2 separate regions of the Homo sapiens genome follow, and region 2 is linked to region 1. Evidence: chromatin loops called from intact Hi-C (ENCODE). Cell type or tissue: B cell. All regions are shown on one strand. Each heading gives the region's core, and the rest is flanking DNA. Links, peaks and the distances in the headings are about the cores only. Region 1 has its middle 17 kb from the start of KHDRBS2. Region 2 has its middle 80 kb from the start of KHDRBS2.

Region 1 (13,129 bases), core at 622-4,621:
GTTAAAAAATAACATAACTAAATGAGGCTAGTGCTGATAGCACAGAGAGAATTTCCCCAGCACTTCTGGGAAATGCAAACAGTTCTTATATTACCTGTAGTCCATGTTACTTTAAAGGCCATCTCTTTGTGGATATCTATCTTCAAAATAAAACATGTTATCCTCTTCCTAAGACTTGTTGTTAAGTACTAGTATTAGTCACATACCACAAAAGCTATACTTTACAAGAAGAATTTCAAAATGTACAATATAAAATCAAAATATATATTTTCGTGGCTTGCAGTTTATTGTTTTAACTAAATTTAACTCTTTTGGGATAAAATCGAATTATAGAAGCAGAAACTTTCTCTGCTTGCCAGGGATTTGTAGATACTAAATCAAAGATTATGAATTTCTCATTAAATGTATCTGAAAACATATAAAATGTATTACATCTCACAGTAGTCACTGTGATTTCCTTGAATGTTAACAAAAGCAAGGCAGTGATTACACACAAATCAGTCAATAATTTTTTTCAGATGTCAAAGCAACCAAAATGGTCTCAAGAATAGTGAAGAGAAGCCACAAACATATTTTTACTATGCTCCATGTAAGCACACATTTCCCATGATCTGGATTATTTCACCAGATGTATTATGTATTTAAGACTTTTCTAAGTGAATGAAACTTTTTTAAGTGAAAGAAAAATGTTATGAGATAATTCACTAACCAGTTTGCTGTTTTTTTTTTTTAATGGGTACCCATATTAGTTTTCTGTTGCTGCTGTGACAGATTACCACAAATTTAGCAGCTTAAAACAATAAAACATTGTTATTTTTCAGTTCTGTAAGTCAGAAGTTTTAAATGGAAATCCTTGAGTTAAAGTCAATGTGTTGTCAGAGCTGTATTTTGTTCCTGTAATGTGAGATCTGCCTTTTCAGCTTTTGGAGGCTGTCTGCATTCCTTGGCTCATGGTCCCCTTTCTTCACCTTCAAAGCCAGACACAGTGGGTTATGCCTTTTCCACATTGCATCACACTGACTTCCTCTTTGGCCTCCTTTCATTTCAGAGGCATTTGTGATTTAATTGGGGTCATCTATATAATCCAGAATAATCTCTTTATTTTAAGGTCAGAGGATTAACAATCTAAACTCTATCTGTGACTCCAGTAACCTGAATAATGCCCCAGTGTCCACATTCTAATACACAGAATTTGTGAATAAGTTACTTTAAATGGTAAAAGGGATTTTGCAGAAACCATTAGGTAAAGGACCTTAGAAACAAAAAATCTTTCAAGATTATAGAGGTGAGGGTCTAATGTCATCATAAGGGTCATATAAAATAGAAGCAGGAGGATCAAGGAGAGAAAGAGAGAGAGCAGTGGTGGTGGGGGAGAGAGATTGATTTGAAGGTGTTATTCTGATTGTTTTGAAGGAGAAAGGGACCACCAGCCAAAAAAAATGTATGTAACCCCCAGAAATTAAAAATGGAAAGGAAACAAACTTTCCCCTAGATAATTCAGAAGGGACACAGCTCTGCCAACCCCTTTTACCTTCTGACCTCAAGAACTATAAAATAATACAATAGTAATGTTTTGAGCTACTAAGTGTGTGGTAATCTCTTACAGTAGCCAGAAGAAACTCACAAATACAATGTCTCCATGTTTACAGGTTCCTAGCATTAGGATGTGGATATCTTTGAGGAGGCCATTATTCTGCCTACCACAACATCCATATTTTTAGGTAAATGAGTTCCTAAGTATGCATGCTTGTTATTGTATTTGTCAATGAAGAATCATCTTCTACTTAGGTGAAAATAATTTTCATATATAATGATGACCACTGCATCATTTGCCAGTGGCAGGGTAATGGCTTTCAAATGCTCTTTTCCTTTTTAAAAATTTTCTGATAAGTTCTACATAAAAAGAAAAATTATTTCTACACAGCAGCCAAATGGAAATGTGACTGAGCTCAAAATATATAATATTCTCCCATGAATACTAATACATGCTTTTATTAAAAATAAAATATAGCTCAGCTAAAAGTATTGGCAGTACACTGTTTCACAAATGTTTATGAAGCTTTCTTTGGCATAAGTTTTAAAAAGGTACTAAAGTTTCTAAGATGGCCTGTGGAAAGTAAAATGAAGGGAAATTTATATTTCCTACAAAGCCAACCAAAAGAAGAAGTGAAACAAAGCCAACCAAAAGAAGAAGTGAAACCAAATCAAAAAAAAAAAAAAAGAGAGAGAGAAAGAAAAATCCAAATGACACACGAACATAGTATAACAGAAGAAAATATTTAAATAAAACTAATTAAAGTACAGATTGCAAGGCTAAGAGCATTGAGAATAGTCTTATGCTAGTCAAGATAAATATTGCTTTAATTTTTTTATATTCATTACTGAAAGTAAAACTGCCATTCGGAGAAAGGCAAAACAAGATACTACTATTGACAGTTGAACACAAACCAAGTTTAAGAGAGATGTTTAAGATTGAAAAACTTTCATAAGGTAGTCAGGAACATTTAATCCAACTGGATTGATTTTTAGAGGAAATAAATGATCGTGTATGTAATAGAACACTTTCATACTCATTACCACACAGGCAAAAGGCCTTTTAAAGTAATTTTACTTTCTTACATACAATTATAGCAGCAGACAATTGTAATTCAAATACACAAATTTAATTCCTATATTTTTGTGCTTGTATTTGCAGAGAGACCTGTTAGCCTTTACTCACATACCTTATTCTAAAATGCATTCAAGCCATTTTCTTAGGAGGCATTGTCTAAATATGATTTAAAACTCTTCATTCACCCTGTTCCATTTTCACTTGGAGAGTTGAATCCAGTGGGTATTGATTTTATAATATTATTTTGAAACAGCAAAACAGAACTGAAAAATCAGTGCTGATTGTTTTTCCATTTAAGATCAAATTATTCACTCAATGAATGTTTGTTGAATTAGATGTATCTTTTTCTGAACTATAACTGTGAGGCAAAGAACATGGAAAGTGTCCAAAAGGCATGTGAAAGCCAAACAATCAGTCTATAAAAGATAACAACATACCTGGGTTTTCAAATAAATTTCTATTTTCTATTTTCCTTTATTTATTTCCATTTTTTCCTCCCTCCCTTACTTCCTTTCTTTTCTTTTTTTTCTTTTTTTTTTTCTAATACCAGGCTTTGCACACTGAGAAAAAAGAAACACAGTCCTCTCACAGACCTTTTTTTAGACTAGAGAGTGAGATAGACTGAAATCAAACAAGAAAATGGACAATGATTTTTATGAAGAATAAAAATGGGCCCCCTGAGCAAGAGAAACAGATCGTTGATGAGAGGTAGCAATTTTGATTGGGTTATCTGGGAAATCTATCTGAAAAAGCTGCATTAGAGCAAAACCTGAAAGACAAGTAGTTATCCAGCGGCGGAGGGAGGTGGGAGATGGAGTTGGAACCTCCTAGGCAGAAAACATAGTGTGTGCTAAGATCATAAAGAGGGAGAAACCTTAGTATACACTTAGATGACTGAAGTGTAATAGGAGCATATTGAATCATAATTTAGAGAGGTAGACAAGAAGCAGATAAAAACAGAAGCCCAGTTCTTAGTGAGTCACACTGACCTAGAAGCATTTTACAGGCTCCCTTGCAGCTAATTGAAACATGACTAATTTCTGGCCAATATACTGAAAATTGAAGTGTCATATGTACTTATAGGTGGTCTCTTTAATGGGAGGAGCAGAGTCTTCTGCTCTACTTCCTCCATACTGCTGCTTGTGATAGCTGGAGTTCTATCAGTCTTCATAGACTATAACATAGGCTTGGGAATCACACCTACCTAGTGAGCTCTAGCTTAATTCTTTCTGACAGCTTCATAGAACTACCATACCAGTTCTGGATTACTTAACTTTTCATTTATTTTATGTTAGAGAGAAAACAACTAACTTTTAAAGTAATAGTTATTTTGGATGTTTCTATGATTGCAGGTAATACTTAATTCAGGAGACTAATGTAGTAGCTCAAATGAAAGGTGGCAATGGCTTGTGCTATAATAATAGTGGGTAAAAGGAGAAGAGGACAAATTAAAGATATATTTTGGAGGTAGAGCACAAAGGACTTAAACAAAAGATTGGGTATAGAAGAGTGAGGGAAATAAAAATATCAAAAATTAATCCAAGATATGTGGCTTGAGCAATCATTTTGTAGATGGTGCTATCACGAGTAAATAGGGAAAAATTGAAAAGGCACCAATTTGAGGCAAAATAAAGACTTCATTTGTGATATATATTAAAAATACCAAATTCTTCATATTTGTTTTAAATATGTGCTAAGTCCATCAGGCAAAACTGAATACATCTGCAAAATTTCTTATAACATTCATAGTTAATTATAATTTTACCGGAAGACCTGTAGCCAGCTTAGGAAGTCTCGCTGAACTTAGTTTATTTTTCCTTTATGTTACTCAGAAGTAGATTTGGTTGCTGTTTGCTTTATGTTACTCATAAGCAGATTAAGTTGCTGTGCAAACATGCAATTTACTCTTTTTTGGTTGCTATGTATTCCAGAGCAAAAAACAAAAACAACAACAACAACAAAAACCAACCGCCACCACCTAGATTTAGGCCAGTAGATTCTCTAATTTTTCTTAAGGGGAATACCAATGTTTTTGAAGGCTTTCTACCATGTTGGTGATTTACAATGTTATTTAATTTGGACCTTAGCAATATGGCTTGCCATCATCATTTTCCAGACTCAAAGAAATTAAGTAACATAGCTAGAAAAATGCAGAACAAGAATTCAAAGCTAGGTCTGCCAAATCCCAAGGCCTGTTTTGCTACTACTAAAAATTTCTTCTTTCTTGTATGTTCATCCTGTAAATAAAGCCATAAAAATTCCAAGATATCTTGTTATCATCATGAAAACTACTTTTGAAAATATATTTACATATTTATCCACACATATTCATGTATATACACTCTAAATATTTTCCAATAACAATAATATATAAAGAGTTGAACTAGAGTAGAACTTTTTGTGAGCAAACCTGTATCTCTGGGTAGCCTCTGGCATTGATTAAATTGAAGTTTAAAAAATTATAATTCAGTTCCATCTTCAGACAGTCCATTATCAAAGCATAATGCCTTTTAAATGAGTTGAAAAAAAAGCCCATAGGCAGTAAAAAGTAGTAAAATCAAGAATGATCATCTAGTGCATGATATTTAAATGAGAAGTGAAGGGAGTAAATTAAAGGACACTGCCAATTCTAGCCAGGGAAATTACAGTGCATCCAGTAGGGAAAAGGCTGGAATGCATTTTCATAGAAAATAATAATTTAGCTATATAGAGAGTTCTTTTCCCTAGATTCTTTTTTTAATGTCCTACTTTTCTTTAGCATATCATTGCATAATATCTTAAAATTCTACTATTTGACTATCTATACAGAGTAAACCATCATGCAAATTGCTTGTTCTTAGTATTAGATTCAAATGTAAAGACGTTATATTCAAAAACCAAACCATATCATGCTTACAGTCATTAGGTACTCATTATATAAAAGGATTTGTACTAGGTGATGAGTGGATACAAAAGAGAAATGAATAGCTGAATAGCTTCTCGTCTGAAGGAGTTCACATCCCACTGAAATAACATATATGTATACGCAAATAACTGTGTTCAAGTGAAGCCTGTCATTATGTTTATGCTATACTTCTAAGTCAACAAAAACAAGCTTAACTGCTCATGAACTTATTTAGTATATCATTCATTGTTAATGGTTATGTCAAAGAAGTAAACAATAATTTGATCCATACATAAATTGTGCCTTTAGAAGTAACCTTACATTTACAATTAGTTTGCATATTTAAACACTGTGTATTGCCAACCCAGTGATTTTTAACTCCAAGTTAAGTCTTTTAAGCTGACTGTTGAACAATTAGGATGACAGCAATTATTTACACACCACCCCCTCACTCATTTCCTTCCCATTGATGTTTCCTAATGTATTTGGGGTTTTCATAAGGCTATCCACCTCCTACTTCATCTTCTCTTTTGAATCAGGAAGGTACACCCTCTCAGTGATGTACAGATATCTTTTCACCTACAGCTTTCCTTGTTGTGCCCATATAACATAAAAGGTGAGTACCTGGCTGGACTTCCTTCCTGTGGCGTTGAGGAAATATATGTAGCTGGCCAATGGCTCATACCCTGAGGTTGCTACATTTCCTTCTTGAACATAAGTTAGCATCCTTGCCCTCTCCCAAATTTTATCCTTGCCTTGTGCTATCTTAACCCCCAATCTTCCAGGTAAATATTATTTTTTTTTTGTATATTTGACGTTACTTACATTTCTATTTGATGATATTCTCACATGAAAAAATGTGTGGTCCTTGTGGTTCCCCACCCCCGCCTTGGGACAAAACTTTTCTCCATGTTTCCTTTGTTGTTTTTTTTTTTTTAATTTACTTTGATATTTTTTTAAAAAGAAGTATATCTTACTGGAACTTATCATTTTCATCAAATCAGAAATTATATTTATCAATTAGAATAAGTTTCACTGGTATCTTCTAGCATATTTTATTACATTGAGAAATGAAACAATCTTTAGATTATTTTGAATTTTCTTCATACATGTGGTATTACTGCAATAGGACAATTATATTACTTATTTTTTAGTCCTTTTGATTTTTTTTTTTAAGCAGGGGAGACAGTTTTTCTCTGTCACCTAGGCTGAAGTGCAATGGTGCAATCTTAGCTCACTGTAACCTCTGTAACCTCGAATTCCTTAACCGAAGATATCGAAGGGTAGGATCAGCCTCCAAGGTAGCTGAGACTACAGGCATATACCACCACTAATTTTTAAAAATTTTGTGTAGAGATGGGTGTCCAGCTTTGTTGCCTCCACTGATCTTGAACTCCTGGCCTTAATCCTCTTGCCCTGGCCTCCCAAACTGTTGGGATAACAGGAGTGAGCCACTTAACTTGACCTTTAAAATTATCTGTCTTGTTTTCTTTTTTTCCCCCCACTGGTTAGTTTTTCTAGTACATTATTGAATAGAAATGGTGCTGCACTATCTTATTTTTCTCTTCTCAGGAGGAAATGTCTCAATTTTTCATGATTATTTATATTTGTTAGAGTGATTCTGTTGAATGTTTTTTGATTAAAGATACTTCACTCTATCTTTGTTTGCTACAAGTTTTTACCATGAATTGGTGTTTATTATTATCAAATGCTTTTTCTACAGTTTATTTAAAGATCAACTATATATTTTCATTTTAATATTAGTATAGTGAATTAAATTAAATAATTGTCAAATAGTAAAACCTTTTACATTTCTGAAATAAAACCTATTTGGTTGTGACTGGGATTTATTGACCAACAATACTGTGTTTGTCATTTTAAATAGCTATTTTGAAGGACCATCATTTGGCTTTGTTGCTTTTCTCTTTCATATACTTTTTCTATTTAATTAATTTCTATTTTTATTACCATCTATATTTTAATGTTTAGTTTGCAGGTATTTTTTCTAGCATTTGAGATGACAAGTTAGATCAATGGTTTTCAGATTTTTTTTTTTTTTTTTTGAGACTGAGTCTTGCTCTGTCACCCAAGCTGGAGTGCAGTGGCGCGATCTCGGCTCACTGTATCCTCCGCCTCTTGCGTTCAAGCAATTCTCCCGCCTCAGCCTCCTGAGTAGCTGGGATTACAGGCGCCCGCCACCACTCCAGGCTAATTTGTGTGTGTGTGTGTTTTTTTGTTTGTTTTTTGTTTTTTCAGTAGAGATAGGGTTTCACCATGTTGACTAGGCTGGTCTTGAACTCCTGACCTCAGGTGATTTGTCCGCTTCAGCCTCCCAAAGTGCTGGGATTTCAGGCACCTGCCACCTCTCCAGGCTAATTTGTGTGTGTGTGTGTGTGTGTGTGTGTGTGTGTGTGTGTGTGTGTGTGTGTGTTTTGTAGAGAGAGGGTTTCACCATGTTAACTAGGCTGGTCTTGAACTCCTGACCTCAGGTGATTCGTCTGCTTCAGCCTCCCAAAGTGCTGGGATTACAGGTGTGAGCCACTGCACCCGGCCCAGATGTTCTTTTATTGTACTTGCATTTAAGATTACAATTCCCCTCTGATCACGTATGATCTGCATCCTACAAGTTATGTTTTTGTTGTCATTCAGTATAAAATATTTTCTAATTTACCTTTTATTTGTATTTGAATCATATATGATGCATATGAGTATTACTTAATTTCCAGCCTGTTTGGGATGTCCTAGTTATTGACCTTTAATTTAATTCCACTGAGGTCAGAAGGCACACTCTGAATCAATTTAATCATGTGAAATTTGTTTAGGCTTTCTTTATCCCATCACTTATAGTTTTGGTAAAATTCCTTATGCTGTTAGAAAGTTTGTGAATTGTCACTGTTAGCTTCAGTATACAACAGGTATTAATATGTCAAAGTTGTTTAAGTCATTTGTATACTTACTAGTTTTTAAGCAATTTGTTCTATCAGCTCTTGAGAGAGTTATGTTAAAAATTTTCACCGTGATTGTAGACAACTATGTTTATCTTTTTAGTTATGTCCATTTTTGCTCTATATGTTTGAATCTATTTTATTATCTAAATAAAAATTTAGGATTATATCTTCCTGCTCAATTGACTCCTTTATCAAATCCCACATTTTCTTTTGATATTTCTGTTTGAAACAATTTTTCTTAGTTGAAAATTCTGTCAGTATTTCTTTTAATGCAGGTCTTCGATATGTGTTTATTTGACAGCGTATTTACTGCCTTTATTCTTGAAAGGCATTTTCAGTAAACATGGTACTCTACAGTGACAGAATTTTTTCACAGCACTTCATATATGTCATTTCAATGTGTTTACTCTTGTTTTAAGTCAACTTTGTTAAGGTGTAACTTACATATAATAAATTTACCCATTTTGAATGTACAGTTTAATGAATTTTGAGAAACTTACATAAACCCATGTAACCACTACTCCAATCAAGATGTATAATATATCCAACACCACAGAAGTTTCCATTATGGTCCTTCACATTTACTCACTCCCAAGTCCTTGGCTTCAGATACCACAGAAAACATTTCTGTAATCGTAAATTGGTTTTTGTTTTTTCTAAAATTTTGTATAATTAAAATCACACATTACACAATCCATTGTATTTGGCTTCTCTTGGTTAACATATAATTTCTGAGGTTCTTCTGTAATACATGGTAGGATGTATCAGCAATTTTTAAATTTATTACTCTTATTATATTATATCACAAATTGATCATCCATTTATTTGTGTGGACACTTGGATTACCCAGTTTTCTTTTTATTATTTATAAAGCTAGTATGAGATTCATGTACAGGTCTTTGTGTAGATATATATTTTCATTTCTATAGAGAAAATTCTTAGGAATATAATTTCTTCATGTAATCATAAGTAAATATTTAATATTATAAGAAGTGGCAAACTTTCCAAAGGGTATTTTGTTTGTTTGTTTTATAATTCTTACTAGCTAAGTATGAGTGTTCTGGTTACTCCTAACCCCATCAATATTTGATACTATCATTCTTTTTTCATTTAATTCCAATGATTTTTAATTTACTTTAAAAGTCTTCTACCTGTGCATTATATGAAGAATATTGTTTACATTATAAATACTTGAAGATTATCTGGATATTTTTCTGTTAATAATTTCTTATTTAATTTTGTTTTGGTAGAGAACATACTCTGATGTGAATAACCTTAAATTTACTGAGACACATTTTAATTTTCAGTACAAGGCCCATCTCTGTTAATCTTCCATGGATTGTTGTTGGGTAGAATGTGATTATCTATTTATCTATCTATCTATCTATCTATCTATCATTTATCTATGCAACTATCAATTAATCAGAGAAATCTCCAACATACTTAACTGATTTTCTATTTCTTCTATCAATTTTTGATGGAAGTTATTGAATTCAAATTATGATTTTTTTTTTCTATTTATTCTTTCAGTTCTATAAATTTTTCTTCAGGCATGTTGAAGCTCAGTTAAGTGCATGTACCTTTAGGATTTTTATGACCCTCAGATAAGTTGACTCCTTTGTCATTATGAAATGACTGAGGTTACCTCTAATATTCTGGGATATTAGGCAATTATTGCTACTATATATTTCTATGGTTAAGGGGTTCATACTTTATAATTTTCCAGTCTTTCAATTTTACCCTTTACTTTTATGCATATAAAGTTGTTTATTTATTTATTTATTTATTTATTTTGAGACGGAGTCTCTCTCTGTCGCCCAGGCTGGAGTGCAGTGGCGCGATCTCGGCTCACTGCAAGCTCCGCCTCCCGGGTTCACGCCATTCTCCTGCCTCAGCCTCCCGAGTAGCTGGGACTACAGGCGCCCGCCACCTCGCCCTGGTATTTTTTTTTTTTTTTTTTTGTATTTTTAGTAGAGACGGGGCTTCACCGTGTTAGCCAGGATGGTCTCGATCTCCTGACCACGTGATCTGCCCGCCTCAGCCTCCCAAAGTGCTGGGATTACAGGCATGAGCCACCGCGCCCGGCCCTAAAGTTAGTGTACTTATAAACAGCATAAAATTGGGTCATAAGTTTTTAGTCTCTCTGATAATATCTTTAATTGGAATGAGTACACCATTTACATATTTTTAAAACGTATTGATATGTAAGACTTGTACATATTTTGCAGCTACATGTGATATTTCGCTACATGTATAAAATGTGTTACAGTCAAATCAGGGTAATTGGGATCACCAGCTATATTTGGATTTAAATCTACCTTGTTGAACTATCAACTTTTCTATTCGTCCATGTTCTTTTTTTCCCTATTTCCTGCTATTTAATAAAATAATTTGTTAGGTAAGTCTGAAGCATTTTTAAGTCTAGGACTGCTTTTTATCCACTATTTGAGTAAGCCTTCCTGAATATTCTACCTAATATTCTGTAAATTGTGAGTTTTTCTCAGGCTGGTTGGTTGGAACAGGTACTATTCCTGGCTTTCTTGAGTGTTGGGCACTGTTTCCTTTAATCCTTCCAGATGGTTCTTTCTCCCAGCTCTGGATATTTTCCTCACACTCATTAGCTCATCAGCTTTTTCTTAAATAATTGATGGGGACCTTCTGTAGATGTCTGGAATTCTCTCTGTATGCAGCTCTCTTTGTGAACAGTAACTTCCTTGGTATCTCTGTACTGTCACCTCTATCTCCGTATGGGTGCTCCTTATTGTATCTTGGCTTAAAATTTTTCTCGTGACATTCAAAGACATATAGTAATCATAGAGCTTATCTTTTTTTGTTTTCTATTTGTCCAGATTCATTGTCCATTATTAACTTATATCCACTATTTTTTATTGTTTCAGGCAAGAGAGGACATTCAGTACCTGTTTCTTCATCTAGATGGAAAGCTGAAGTCTACAAATGCATTTTAGAATAAAAACTGAACATATTTATTTTAGTCAGTCTCAACAGGAAGTAGATGGCAAAATCAAATGTGAAAAATGTGAAGACTGTTTATATCCAGGGTGGGGGGGAGATATTTACAGAGGTTTAGTGGTTTATAGGGGAAACCAAAAGAAACAGTATAAAACTCCCAGGTTTTTTTTGTTTGTTTGTTTTTGTTTTTGTTTTTTAGCAGAGCTGTTATTAACCGTAGTCTTTTGGGGTGTAGGACCAAAAGTCCTTAATAAAACTCTAAAAAAGAGGGTCAAGGGAGCTCCCTCTAAAGAATTCACAAGCTGAGGTGACTCTGAGGAGGGGGCCAGGCAACAACACTCACCTTACTTGGTTCCTTCTCTATTTTCTTTTACCTATAAGCTAAATCCAAACCAGAAGCCAAAGGACAAGAAGACACCTGCAATAGTTGATAGAGGCCACCTTTCTAGAGCACAGAGCAGGGGGATTTGCAAAGAAAATGGAAGATATCCAACATAATAAGCTCCTCGGCATTCCTCTACCCTCTCAGTTGCACAAACCAGTGACCTGGTAGTATTTGATTCCTTCTTGTTCCTCACCTCCCCACATTCAACTGGCCAACAATTCTGTAGGCTCTACTTCTTAATATGTTACATATTTATCACTTCTTCTCCAACTGTAGTCCTGCCACTGTCTGCTTTTATGTCATTACCATTGTTCCATATACTTTGCTATAACTTCTTAAATGCTTTCTTGGCCTCCCAGGTTTACTCCATCCTCTTCAGTTCATACATTGTTTAAAGATAGTGTGATTTTTTAAAAATTCCATTCTGATCACACTATTTCCCACCTTTGTGTTTTTGAATTGTTCAAAAACTTCTTAACGTGGACTTCAGGACTATCTATTTTCTGGCTTCTACCATTGTTACAACCTTAAAAAAGAGGCAGTCATAAAATACGACCTACACAGCTGGCTGTTTTCAATAAATACCTCTTGATACCTTCTGATTCCCTAGTGTTCAAATGTCATCAATCTTCGTATTGTTAATTCTAGGTTAACTTTTCTACACATCATTGTACTAGCTTACTACATCAACCAAGTAATGCCTCTTTAATGCTCATTAAACTAAGAATTACTTCTGTTAATCTTTATATGATTTCTCTTAAAAGAATCGCTTGAACCCGGGAGGTGGAGGTTGCAGTGAGGTGAGACCACGCCACTGCACTCCAGCCTGGGCAACAAGAATGAAACTTGAGCTAAGGACATGCATAGACAATTCTCAAAAGAAGATACACAAGTGGCCAACAAACATATAAAAAGTGCTCAACATCACTAATGATCAGGGAAATGCAAATCAATACCACAATGCAATACTACTTTACTCCTGTAAGAATGGCCATAATAAAAAAATAATAAAAAATTAAAAAACAGTAGATGTTGGCATGGATGTGGCAATCAGGGAACACTTCTACACTGCTGCTGGGAATGTAAACTACTAGAGCCACTATGGAAAACAGTGTGGAGATTCCTTAAAGAACTAAAAGTAGAACTACCATTTGATCCAGGAATCCCACTACTGGGTATCTACCCAGAGGAAAAGAGGTAATTATTTGAAAAAGATTGTTGCATACCCATGTTTATAGTAGCACAATTCACAACCGCAAAATCATGGAACCAACCCACATGCCCATCAATCAATGAGTGGATGAAGAAACTGTGATATATATATATGAAGG
Region 2 (13,129 bases), core at 5,335-9,334, 68 kb after region 1:
ATATATTGGAACTCTTGTGCACAACTGATGATAATATAAAATGGTGCAGCCACTGTGGAAAACAGTATTTCAGTTTCATAAAATATTGAAAACAGAATTACTATATTATCCAGAAATTCCACTTCTGGATATATACTCAAAAGAATTGAAAATAGAGTATTGAAGAGACATCTGCATTTCAGCATTTATACCAGCATTATTCACAATAGCTAAAAGGTAGAAGATACCCAAATATTCATCAATGGATAAATAAATAAGAAGAATGTACTATGTACATACTGTGCAATGGAATATTATTCAACCTTAAAAGAGATGGAAATTTTGACACATGCTACAATATGGATGGACCTTGAGGACACAATGCTAAGTGAAATAAGCCAGTCACAAAAAAACCCCGCAAATACTGTATGATTCCATTTACATAAGGTATCTAGAGTAGTCAAATTCATAGAGATAGAAAGTAAAACAAGGACTACCTGGGGCTGAGGGAAGGAAGGAATGGGGAGTCGTTTAATGGCTATAGGGTTTTAGTGTCATAAGATGAAAAGAGTTCTTGAGATGAATGGTGGTGATGTTTTTGCAACAATAATAATGTACTTGATGCCATTGAATGGTACACTTAAAAAGGGTTAAAATGTAAATTGTATATTTATTTTATCACAATAAACAAAATTGAAAAAAAATAGTGGGCCTTAAGCAAAGGAAGCAGAAATTGTCAGCCACAAAACACTTCCTGCTATATCAAATTATTCCTTATGAGTCTATTTTTTGGTTACTAATCTGACAAAACAACCAGAGCAATTAGTATGTACAGACTCAGGCCTAACTTGTCAATAAAAACTAGATTATACTTTATTTTCCTATAAAATGAAAAATTGATACATTACAAGATGATTTTTATCTTGATAGATTTTTCCCTTTTTTTAAGGAAACAGGCAAAATGGTAATATTAATGCTAAACAGACATTACTTAAAGTTATAAACAACTTTCTGTAACTCCTTTTATGACCAATTATAGTTACATTTGTAGAAATTTTTTAATGAGTGTCATAGCTAATAATTGTAGTCCCCCTCATCTGATCTGGTATTTTTTTTTTCCTTGAGCTCCACTGAAATATAGTTGTGAGAGAGTATTAAGACACATATGCATGCACTTCTGGAAAAAAAAAAGTGGCTATTATATGCAAAGACAGAAAACTGGAGCTACTCCTATTCCTTTCCAGGAACATTATATGTTATCTGATGGCTCATCACTTCTGAAAAACCCAGGGGTAAAAGCACCAGACAGTTTAAAAGATCTCTGGTATATTCTCCAGACACCAAAAGGATTTATTACATGCAAATTTCCATTAGTGCTAATGGGAGTTATTATAAGTGATTCATACTTTACATATATAAACTAAAAGGTCTTTTCTATTTTGCTCACATTGAATGAATCTTTTGATTTACAAAATTATAGAAAAGGTGAGGAATAAGCATCAATATTTTAAATATTTAAAAAGTAACTATGGGTGAAATAGTGCTCTTTATAGTCAAATAATTTCAAATGTTAATTTTTAAATTCCCAATAGTATGGCCTTAGCATTGCTTTCTCACTCCTCCTAGTGTGTAGTTAGGTAGTGCAGACCAATATTAATATTAGATTGATATACTGCTGTTATTAGTCATATAATACATGACAAAGCCAAATAAAAAGAAGGTTTTCTTGGTACCTTAACTTTGAGTATAATTGAAAGCAAATTATCCTATCTTACAATCACACCATTATTTATTGGGAAACTTCAAGGTACTGAACTATATTATCTAGGATAAAAGCTTTGATGTCTTATTGGAGAAGCATATGATTTGGTAGAAAAATATGTTAGTTGAAATATGAATGCAAGTTTCCTTTGCTTCTATCCCCAATATTGTCATAATCCTAAGGCCTTGCTTCTTTGAATTAGATAAGGCATTATGCATGATCCGCTCCAGGAAGAAATGATGCAAGAGAATACAGAACAGAAAAAGTTATTTCTTCTATTTCTGAATTTCAAAAGCCTAGAATTCCAAGGAATCATATAAAGGGCTCATAAGCAGGGTCAGGTGGTATTGAAAAATGATGATGTATCAAAACAAGATTTTCCACTCCTGAGACTAGATAACAGGCTCCGGGGGCAGGAAAAATGAAGGCAACTGAGGAGAGTTAAATAATCACCTGTCACTGAGCACAGGGTTATTACTCTGTCAGGTCTCTGTCAAGGATTGAGTGAATATAAGGAGAATACTCACTTAGGTTTAGAAATTAGACAATGGATGGAATCTGCACCTACTTTCCCTATAGAGTCTGGGTAGCCTGGCAGGTCTCCAGAACAGAAATATTGGCAGGTGTACCTAGAAAAGTAAGAATTAGCTCATGGGATCTCCTTGGCTCAATATGATGCAATTTTAGAATGTTCTCTGAGTTTCTAAAAGGAGGTCCAAAAGTATTCAAGAGATAATACATTAAAGGAAAGCTGAAATAGCAATGGATTGAACTGACTTAAAGCCAAAGATTAAGTAAAAAATAAAATTCATCAAAGGGTGTCCAGAAAAGTAGAAGTGACAGAATTTGACAGGAAGAGGCAGATTACACCACCTCAAAGTCTTGAAGCCCCCAAAAGCCCTGTAGTGTTTATGTTGCAACTAAGAGGTAAGGAGAGGACAATTAAAACTTAGCCCAAATTAAGTTTCCTCCTAATGCTGAGTGAGAGACCCCTAAACTGATAGTGAGTTGTGTTATAGAAAAGTGAAGCTATACATCTCTGCTATCTGAGAAGTCTATCTGCTTCCTATTCATACTACAAAGCAAAACATGATCACTCCATAGTAGGAGTAAAAAATAAGCCTTATGGGAATTTGGAACCATTATACAAGAAGTGTGTAGAGAAATATAAATATTTCCACTTTAACTATTTATGGCATTATTATAACAAAGCAAAGCAACACAAAACAAAAATTTACAAATGTTTTTGATGTGCCAGAAACTGTGCTAAACATTGTAGTTGAAATACAAATAAAGTTTTTCTTCCAAAAGAGCTCAAAATCTACCAATAGAGATAAATATATTATTAGCTCTGGTGCCTTTAAATATACCTTTTAAAATAGGTTGTTGTGGATAGAATACAATTCTCATTATTGGCTATCTCTACAGAATCTGAATAATTACTAGATGGAGATTTTAGAGGATATTCTTGCATGCTGCGGAAGTTTGGACAAGTGACCACTAAGATTCCTCTTTATGATGATATTCTGTGGTTTTATGGTGATAGAATCCTGAAAAATAAGGTTGAAATGCTAGACAATTTATTGCATGTAGATTTATGTTTAAAGCCAGTTAAACCACAAATTATTTGGATTATGCTTACTGATTTTGAAGACTCATTCCCAGCCTTTTTTTTTTTAATTTTTCTTTTCCAATATACATTGGGCTATATTATTCTATTTTTAGTAGTGTTAGCTCATAGAATGAAACTCATTCCCATTTACATTATGTCAATAAATATTTCAATCCCAGAAATAAACAAATCTCTAGAAATTTTGCTCATATAATGGCCTAATGCCAAGTTTATAGTTTTGTTGAGGAGCTTACACATGGCCTTTGTCTAGGTGCAAATAAGCAAAAAAGCTTTTCAGAAAACCAATCATTTTCACAGACTGCAACTTCCAAAATTAATAAAAAATTTTAAGTAATGGTTCAAAATGTATACCGATCTTGATCACATATGCAAAGATGAGTAAAATCAATTTAGCATTAAAGGTACAGGCTGCAGTTTCAGATTAGTAGCTGGCGTAGCAGGCAGACATGGTTTTCTGCAAATTTTCTGCTCTGAGATGAGCATTTGTGATTCAACTATATGGCTTTGAAAGATTTTCATAAAAATTCAAAAAGGAAACTTTATAGAAAAAATAATACATGTTCAATCAAAAAAGCAATACATGGTTTTAAGTTAGATTAAAATGTCTGGTAAGGATTGAAATATACTCTTGTTTTTGGCTTGAATATACAAGATATACCTACATGTTTCATAAATATTGATATTTGCATCATGATGGTGTCTGAGCCAAAGTTCTTATAGAAATAATCTGATGCAATTCAATAAATATTTCAGAGAACTTTGTATTTTTATATATTCTGCTGGGCATGTAAAGGTAAATGACAGAGTGCCTGTCATTAAAGAGTTAATGGTTGAACATGAAGTAGAATACTGACATAATCATATAACACACATACACACTCACATTGTGTGAGTGTGTGTGTATGTATAAGACAAAGCACAGAAATTATGAGTAATAAAGTGAAGTGAAAACCTTAAAAATAAATAAAAGGGAGGTCGGGGGTCAAGTGAGATAGCCTGAATGAAGCTCTTTCATTGGATATACATGACAATTCTACCCTCCTTGTAACTTTCTTTTGTCATTTTTTTAGTAGCCGTGTATCTCATCAGCTATTCCTTTTAGATCCCTTTCTTCGATGTGTTATTAATATCTCTACACACAATCTAAATGTTGGAGAACCTTAGGAATGAATACTGGTGCTTCTTTCTTTACCTCCTATCCTTGGTTTTAAGTTCCATCCATATTCTGACGACTACTTGAATTTTACCCCCACACTATTCCTCCCCCGTTAGGCTGGTATATTCTACTGTCTATAATATTTGGCATCTTCACATGATTTTGTTTCTACTATCTCAAGTATATTCAAATATTAATTAGAAACTTCTTCCCCAATCAGCAAACCCGTTTTCACCACGTTTCCCCATGTCAGTGGATGATGCCAGTGTTCACCATGACTTCAAACCCAAAACTGCGGGAGTAATCATTGAACTCTTTTTACCTCCCATCCTTCAAAACCAAAGCAACATCAAACCATATTGTCTTCCCAAAATATCATATCAACTCAGTTCACTCTATTTCCATTTCTATTATTAGACTGCAAGCCCAAAGCAGGCCAATATATTGATTTCGATTCACAAAAATCAATCTACTTATAGCCAACATGTTAAAATTCAATTGAAGTATTTCTTTAAGAAAATCAAATAACTATTACCAAAATAAATTTGTTAAGTAATCAGTTCACTCACTGGCCAGTTTACTAAATTTCCAAATGATTAATTTACCAAAACTTTGTTTTTCTAAATAAACAAATTTGCTTAAAATCAATTATTTAAAAGCCAAATAATCAAATTACCAAAAATTACCAAAAATGCAAATTCACTCAAACTTTTTTTTTTTTTTTTTTTGAGATGGAGTCTCACTCTGCCGCCCAGGCTGGAGTGCAATGATGCGATCTCAGCTTACCGCAACCTCCGCCTCCTGGGTTCAAGCAGTTCCCTGCCTCAGTCTCTCAAGTAGCTGTGTTTACAGGTGCCTGTCACCACGCCCAACTAATTTTTGTATTCTTAGTAGAGACGGGGTTTCACCGTATTATCCAGGCTGGTCTTGAACTCCAGACCTCGGGATCCATCCACCTCGGCCTCCCAAAGTGCTGGAATTACAGGCTCAAACATTTTTATATTAAATATTTATATAGTTTCTAGCATATTGTTTTACATACATGGTTTCTAGAGGATTTTTGAATTGTAAGATGAGTTGATTCATAATAGTTTTGAGACTGCTGAATTTTACTTACTCCAGTTGTTTGTACTGAATTTGTTGTACTAGTTTACTCAAATGTCTACTTTAAGAGGGGTTCACATTTCAGACTTCAAGAAATCCTCAAATATTCAGCTAATTGAGCTCACAAATGATTATATGACTGAAAATTTATTGAAAAACAGAAACTTATTCTTTCACTTTAAAATCCCAATATTGAATATATGCCACATAACTGTCATTAAAAATGCAGAAGTTATTCTTATTCTCAAATCAGGGAATAGTAGAACAACCAGGCATACACTAAATTTTGGCTTGCTAGAGTAAAATGGATCATAATAAATAAAAATAAACTGGATATAAAAATAGACAAATAAAAACAAATTGACTAAAACATCTCAGAAATTTTTAAAATTAAAATCATTCATATCAAAATATCTCTAAACTTCATGAATACATAACATTTTCTAGTAAATTGATAAATTTGACAAATTAATCATTCAGTATATTTATGAGTTATTTTTTAAGGATTTGGTCATTTTATAATTGATATATGTTTTCCCTTGGGCAAATTGAAATTAAATGATTCATTCACTGTATCTTCTTTGGAGTATTACAATTCTTCCTAACTAGTTTCCATTCTTATTTTGTTCTTGGGCATTCTAACAATTCTATCTCTACCAAGCTGTCAGAAATATCATTTTTAAATTCTATGATGACCATGTTGCTACTCATTTAGAGTCTATTCATGGAGCCCCAATTTACAAAGTAAAATCTAAACTTCTTACCAGAAGCCTTCAGGTATTTTGGTGATTTCACCCCAACTATATCATCAACTTCATCTCATGCCACTCTCCTCTTTTTTACCATCACGTAGTCACCTGGCTTTTAGTCCCACTCCAGAACAAAATTAAATATTTTTGTCTAAGGTCGTGGCATTGTTCTCTGCACCTGAAATGTTCTTTTTCTGGTTCTTCCCTTAGTTGGCCCCTTTTAGTCTAAAATATCACTCCCTTAGATAATCATTGCCATTTATCTATTTAAACTGCCTCTATTATTCTTTACCATAGCAACCTGCTCTTTTCCTTCCAAATTATACTTCCTTCTAGGTTACTTTTATGTATGTATTAGGTGATACATTAATTTTGTATGTAACTCCTTGTAATATAAATTTTATGAGAAAAGCAAACTTGTCTATATAGTTTAATATTGCACTATTGTTGGGTTTAGCACATGGTAGGTGGTCTATATGTATTTATTATTTTACAGAATAAAAGCAATATTATGATATTTGGGACAACAAAAATAATCAGATGGAAATAAGGGAAATTGACTTTTAATATAAAAAATGGATTCTAGAATCTATCATATCAGACCAACATGTTTGATATCAACATAAAAATTCCACAATGGATTATCACATAAATTTGCTAAGATATGCAAAAGTAATATCAGTAGTGATCATCCTTGCTAGAACATATGTAAAATTAAGTTGACTTGCTAAATCCTGATTAGATCTTTAGACCTAGAAAGTGACTGCTGCATAAACAGTGTGTTTTTATTTTAGTCTACACACAGCATAATATAAATAATTTTACATATAAGGTGTAAAAAATAAACACTAATTTATATTATAGGCATTTAGATTCATGGCTACTTGTGCAATCTTCTCAAAAAAAAGAGTATTGATTAATGAAATGTCATTGTAGAGAAACTGCTCTAGTGAAGTATGTCATAGGATTATATTTTGGCTGTTTTTTAATTTTAAAATATCAACAATATTTCTGAAAATGTGTAAAGCAAGCAGATCAATGTTATAAAGCAGTAAGAACTGTTAAATATTGTATGAAAGAATTAGGCTAAAACTATGTGAAAACAGGAGAGAATAATGAGCGAAAAAAAGCAGATAAATTTTGTTAAGAATAAATATAAAAATTTATATTAATGTGTGCAATTAATATAGATATTTGGTGAGGGAAGATTGTTTAGCAGCTCTTTGAGGAGTGGCAGACAGAATGTTTCAGTGGAACTCAAGCTTAACCGGAAGCCACATTATTATGTTTGCAATGGGGAAAGGGGAAGTTAGAAAGGTTCTATTAATAGAATATTATTCAGACAAAGAGAGAGCTTAGTCTCATTTCAATATTCAGGAGTCCGACCACTTTAAACATAGTATATCTAATTCGGACGTTTACATTTTAAATATGAGATTAAGACACAAAAGCTTATCCAAAAGGTAAAAATGCTTGGGAATTGTTATTTAAGCTCCAGGTATATAAATTGTAAGCCAGAAAGCAAAGCAGCCATATGATATGAGAAGAAGGTTTAGACAGATAAATTAAAAATTTTTAAGGGGTTAAATGTTTTGATTTTATTATAGTTAAAAAGTAATTTTTAAATGTTAAACAAAGAAATAATATGAACAATAGTTCCACAGGAAATGGTAGTATTATAATGACAAAAGCTGTCATTTATTAAGCATTTAGGTGGCATGTTTTATAGAATGTAGTTTACATGCATTATTTCATGTCACTCATACAGAATATCTTGGAAAAATCGATATTATTTCCCATGTTATGTAATTAGAAGCACAAAATAATTTCATAATGTTTTCCAAAGTTCAGAGTAAGAACGTAGCAGCATTGAAATTTAAGCCTAAATGTGCCGGATTATCTAGTTTGTTTTTAATATGATAGGTTATTTTTTCCAGATTCTTTACATTATTTATATTTTATGTCTTTGTAATGAATATGGATTATTTTGATGAAATGTGTTTAAACTAAAATAATAAAAATTCAAAAAGTATGGAATTGGCAACCTGAAAGTAAAAGCAGAAAATGATTTGCAAATGGAGAGAGAAACATTTCTGAAGACGAAAAGTGTATTTTTCTCTTAAAATGTTTATATTCATTAATCTTCATTTCATGCATTTTTTGAAGTGACTAAGAGAATATTTTTAATATCCAGCATAAAATAAATATTGTCTTATGTTCTCATAGAAAACAGTTTCAACCTTTGATTATTTAATACACGCCATCCTCAGAAACCTGTCGAGGCTCAACCTTTAAATTAACAATTAACATTTGTGTTAATACTTTGAAGTTTATTTATTTTTGTTGGCTAAGCATAGTGGCACATGTCTGTAGTCCCAGCTACTTGGGAGGCTGAAGCAAGAAGATTGCTTGAGCACAGGAGTTTGAGGCTGCAGTGAGCTATGATACCGCCGCTGTATTTCAGCCTGAATTAAAAAAAAAAAAAGTCAAAACTTTTTCCCATTTGATTCTCATACAATGCCTCCTCGTTTTACAGAAAAGAAAACAGAATATCAGAAAATCAGAAAATTTAGAGGCCACAGAGGACACAACTGGTATAACAAAACTACAATTCAGTACTTCTGACTCCAAATTTTGTTTTATTCACCATGTAGACTCAAAATAGCAAAGGCAGGAAAATGCACATAAAATAATACAAAAAGCCGTATGTCATAAAAAGCAGCATTATTGGTAAGTTTTCGACGTCAACATCTTCAATGCTGAGACTTTGAGACTCTTAGAGAGTGCCCTTGTCCAGTTGAACATTCTTAAATGTCATGTGATGACAAATTGAATAACTGTATCGTATTCAAACCCATCTTTATTTTACTTATCTTTTTATTTAACTAGTAATTATATTCTAGGAGGGGAAATAGAACACTAGCCATACCCTCTTGAAATAAATTCTGTATTGTCCTTTTATACAGATTGGTTTTGTTAAGAGTTAAATTGAGCCAATGTGTTACCAAGTTTGTGGCATAAAATTAACTCCATATAGAAAGATGGTTTCAACTTTGAGTTAACATGGTTTTGAGAGGTGAAGCCAGCTGGGCTTCTGGGTTGGGTGGGGACTTGGAGAACTTTTCTGTCTAGCTAAGGGATTGTAAACACACCAATCAGTGCTCTGTGTCTAGCTAAAGGTTTGTAAACGCACCAATTGGCACTCTGTAAAAACGCACCAGTCAGCGCTCTGTGTCTAGCTAAAGGTTTGTAAACACACCAATCAGCACTCTGTAAAAATGCACCAATCAGCACACTGTGTCTAGCTAAAGGTTTATAAATGCACCAATCAGCACTCTGTAAAAACGGACCAATCAGCACTCTGTAAAATGGACCAATCAGCAGGATGTGGGCAGGGCCCAATAAGGGAATAAAAGCTGGCCACAGAGCCAGCAGCAGCAACCTGCTTGGGTCCCCTTCCAAGCTGTGGAAGCTTTGTTCTTTGGCTGTTTCCAATGAATCTTGCTGCTGCTCACTCTTTGGGTCCGCACTACCTTTATGAGCTGTAACACTCACCATGAAGGTCTGCAGCTTCACTCCTGAAGCCAGTGAGATCACGAACCCACTGGGAGGAACAAACAACTCCAGACACGTCAACTTTAAGAGCTGTAACACTCACTGCGAAGGTCTGCAGCTTCACTCCTGAAATCAGCTGGACCACGAACCCACCAGAAGAAAGAAATTCCAGACACATCTGAACATCTGAAGGAACAAACTTTGGACACACCGTCTTTAAGAACTGTAACACTCACCGCAAGGGTCCGCAACTTCGTTCTTGAAGTCAGGGAGACCAAGAACCCACGGGAAGGAACCAATTCCGGACACATTTTGGCGACCCAGAGGGGACACAGTTGTACATAACAAATATCATAATAAATTTTTCTTATAACTAATACCCTCGTACCCTCTAGCTATTACAATATAGAGGGTATGAGTCAATAATCCTTGACAATATTAATAACATTTTTCAATATTTTAGGAAAGCTCTTTGCTCTAACAAAAGGATCTAGATGGAACTTCAGATTTATGTTGCTAAAATACATAGTATATTTAGATTTAATTTACATTTTAAGGTAATGGTTAAAAAATTTGCTAGCTTATTTCTTAACTGTTTTTCAACAGGATGAACTATCTAGCACATGGGTTGTACTCTCAAATTACCCATGTTAAATATCTACCATTCTTCTAAGATTTTTTAAATTAACCAGTAATGAAGTTATACTTTCTAGTGATGGCTAAATTAAAGAAAATAGGGATTATAATTTTGTTTCTCCTGATCTAAACTTAGCTTTGTAAATTCAAATGTAGGATACTCCAGGGAATGGCTGAATATAAATTAGAAGTATCTGAGAAAAAGAGAAAATTCTTAGCAGATCATATTTTTGTCATTAACATGAATACATGAATGTACATGTGTAAAGCATGTGAGTATATAACATCATATAATATTTAATTAGCTCATACAGATTAATCGTGCCACGTTTTGTCCTGAACTAATTTGACCTATGTTCTCGTTTTGTTTTTCCCTTTATTGTCTTCTATTGACAAGAGTATTACGTAAAAATTAACTTTGAGTAGAAAACAAATAACTAATCAAAAACAAATTAAATTATTTGATTCAAAACTCATAATAAGATTCACCTCTTTGTTTTTGATTCAGTACTTCTGTTTCAAAGTATATTACTTTAATAAATGTTTAGTAATTATTATGCAATGGTGTTTATAATGATAATGAGTCTAAAGTCCACTAAGGTGAGAGACAGCATCATAGCATAAAACATAAGATCTTTATTGGAGACAGAAAAAGAAAACCTGATTATTGAATTTTACTATTTTGGCTAAATATCATTAAACAGCATGCTTTCCAGGAAATAGAGAACAAAATAAAGAAAGGCAGCATGTTCCCAGGGGGACTAGCTAACAAAATATGACACTAACAGAGCAAAATGCTCTTAGCCAAGCTAATAGCTCACAGAATGGTGTTAGTATGCAATTTATAATTTGACTGTGAGGCCTAGATTTTCACAGATGCCACTCTAAATGTCAGTACTTTCACCACGTCACAATGAACAAAAGGTAAGCCATTAGATGAAACCAACAGCTGTGTCACTATTGAAACACATCTTAAGTAAATAATATATTGCAGATTTATGATGACATTGAAACAGATTCAGGGATGATGCCATTTGTTCAACTTAATTGCTCAGTAGAGATATTACACGTTTTGGGTCCACCATTAACAAGACAAACCCCCATAAATCCTGTGCCAACCAAATCGTTGGGACACATTCAGTTACAATGAAGTCAAATAAACTCAACCTAAAATTGAATTACAAAGCGTTGTTGAATAACTGCTTTATGCAAAACTGAGAACAACCAAAATCAGGGTAGAAACAAGAAATTCTATGAGGACATGCCTAAGCATAATTTTGAGCAACAGGGCATAGCCAATGACTGAGAAACCATAGCAACAGGAAGAACAAGTTGGCATGTTAGTAATCTGAGATAGGATGATTCTTACAAAGGGAGGAAGCTGAGCTGTAAGCAGAATCAAGAGTGTAAACATAAAACAAGCATGCTTCCTCACCTACAGATAGGAATGCAGCTAATAGATGTCAGTAAAAAGAGCACCATCATTAAATCCTGGAGCCCATACCTTTAGAATACATGTATCAGGACTATTTTATAAGGAAATAATTTTGACAATTCAGTAATTTAGCCCCCTTGGATGCCATTTGAGAAAAAATTATACTTATGTCAAAAATAATAAAGGATACTATAAAAAGGATTTAACATACACTAAGTTAAATGCCAAAGCATGTTATTTGGCAATCCAAATTTGGAAATTGATGATGTACAAAAATCCTAAAAGTGACAGCTTTGTCATACACTGGAACAAGAAAATTCAACATATTTGAACAAGTCCTGTTTGGCAAAAATGGAAAATTTCATTTCCTCAAGGTAAATTGTGAGACGATGAGGAACATGTAAGTATGTAGAAATTGAAACAATAGGATTATTTTTATATTTCTACAAAGGAAAATACTTTCTTCTTTTTCATGTCTACTATAAGTTGTTTAATCTGCAGTATAATGTAAAAAGAACCAGTGAGGTATTCTCTGTATTTCTTCCCATTTTTACGGTCCTGAATATTTATAAAGCTGGACTACACATTTTCCTGCATGAATTAGCTGTAAATCTCAAGTCATATTTTAGCCAAGTAAATACATCTTCAAGGAAAGACCTTTAAGGAAAGGAAAAATGGGATTTTAAAGCCAAATTTTAAGTACAACTTCCTGGATAGTATTTTATTTGAGATACTCTGCTGCGTTATCAGTAAAGATAGAAAATCACAGTGAGGTTGAGCCTTTTTTTATGAATTGCGATTGAAAGCAATTAGGTTTATAATTGTTTCCCAGCTGATAAATAAATGTAAAAGTCTAAATATTGTGTTGCATTTATAATCAGATTAGTCTAAGAAAATCAGAATTGTAAAAATCGTTCTTAATAAATAGTACTAATAGTTATAAATGGGTTTAATTCTGACAAAGTGAGATAGTTTAAATTTTCTTTACTTTTGTTAAATCTTATAAAATACAACAAAATGAACAAAAAATAGAAGAGCCCCTTCTTTAATGCAGGCGTTTCGTGCTTCTTTAATGAAGCAGAAAAAAATAAAAGATTATAACCACAATTCATACCTTATA

Evidence for each region. A loop is a pair of places that touch in the nucleus more often than their neighbours do. Peaks named below come from ENCODE experiments on the same cell type or tissue, not always from the same donor. Only the 100,000 strongest peaks of a DNase experiment are listed, where the experiment ranks them.
Region 2: a loop joins it to region 1, with 7 times the contacts of the local background. A loop is called at or near these places in 1 of 110 quality-filtered maps.

Annotation. Positions count from the first base shown.
Region 1 is chr6:62,296,752-62,309,880 of GRCh38, forward strand. No RefSeq gene overlaps it. Among named protein-coding and RNA genes, the nearest start is that of KHDRBS2, 17 kb to the left of the region's middle. In B cell, for the core only: no CTCF peak of the experiment used is centred there; a DNase peak (open chromatin) is centred at 2,210; H3K4me3 peaks cover 2,101 bases; H3K27ac peaks cover 2,087 bases.
Region 2 is chr6:62,360,121-62,373,249 of GRCh38, forward strand. No RefSeq gene overlaps it. Among named protein-coding and RNA genes, the nearest start is that of KHDRBS2, 80 kb to the left of the region's middle. In B cell, for the core only: no CTCF peak of the experiment used is centred there; a DNase peak (open chromatin) is centred at 7,691; H3K4me3 peaks cover 860 bases; H3K27ac peaks cover 891 bases.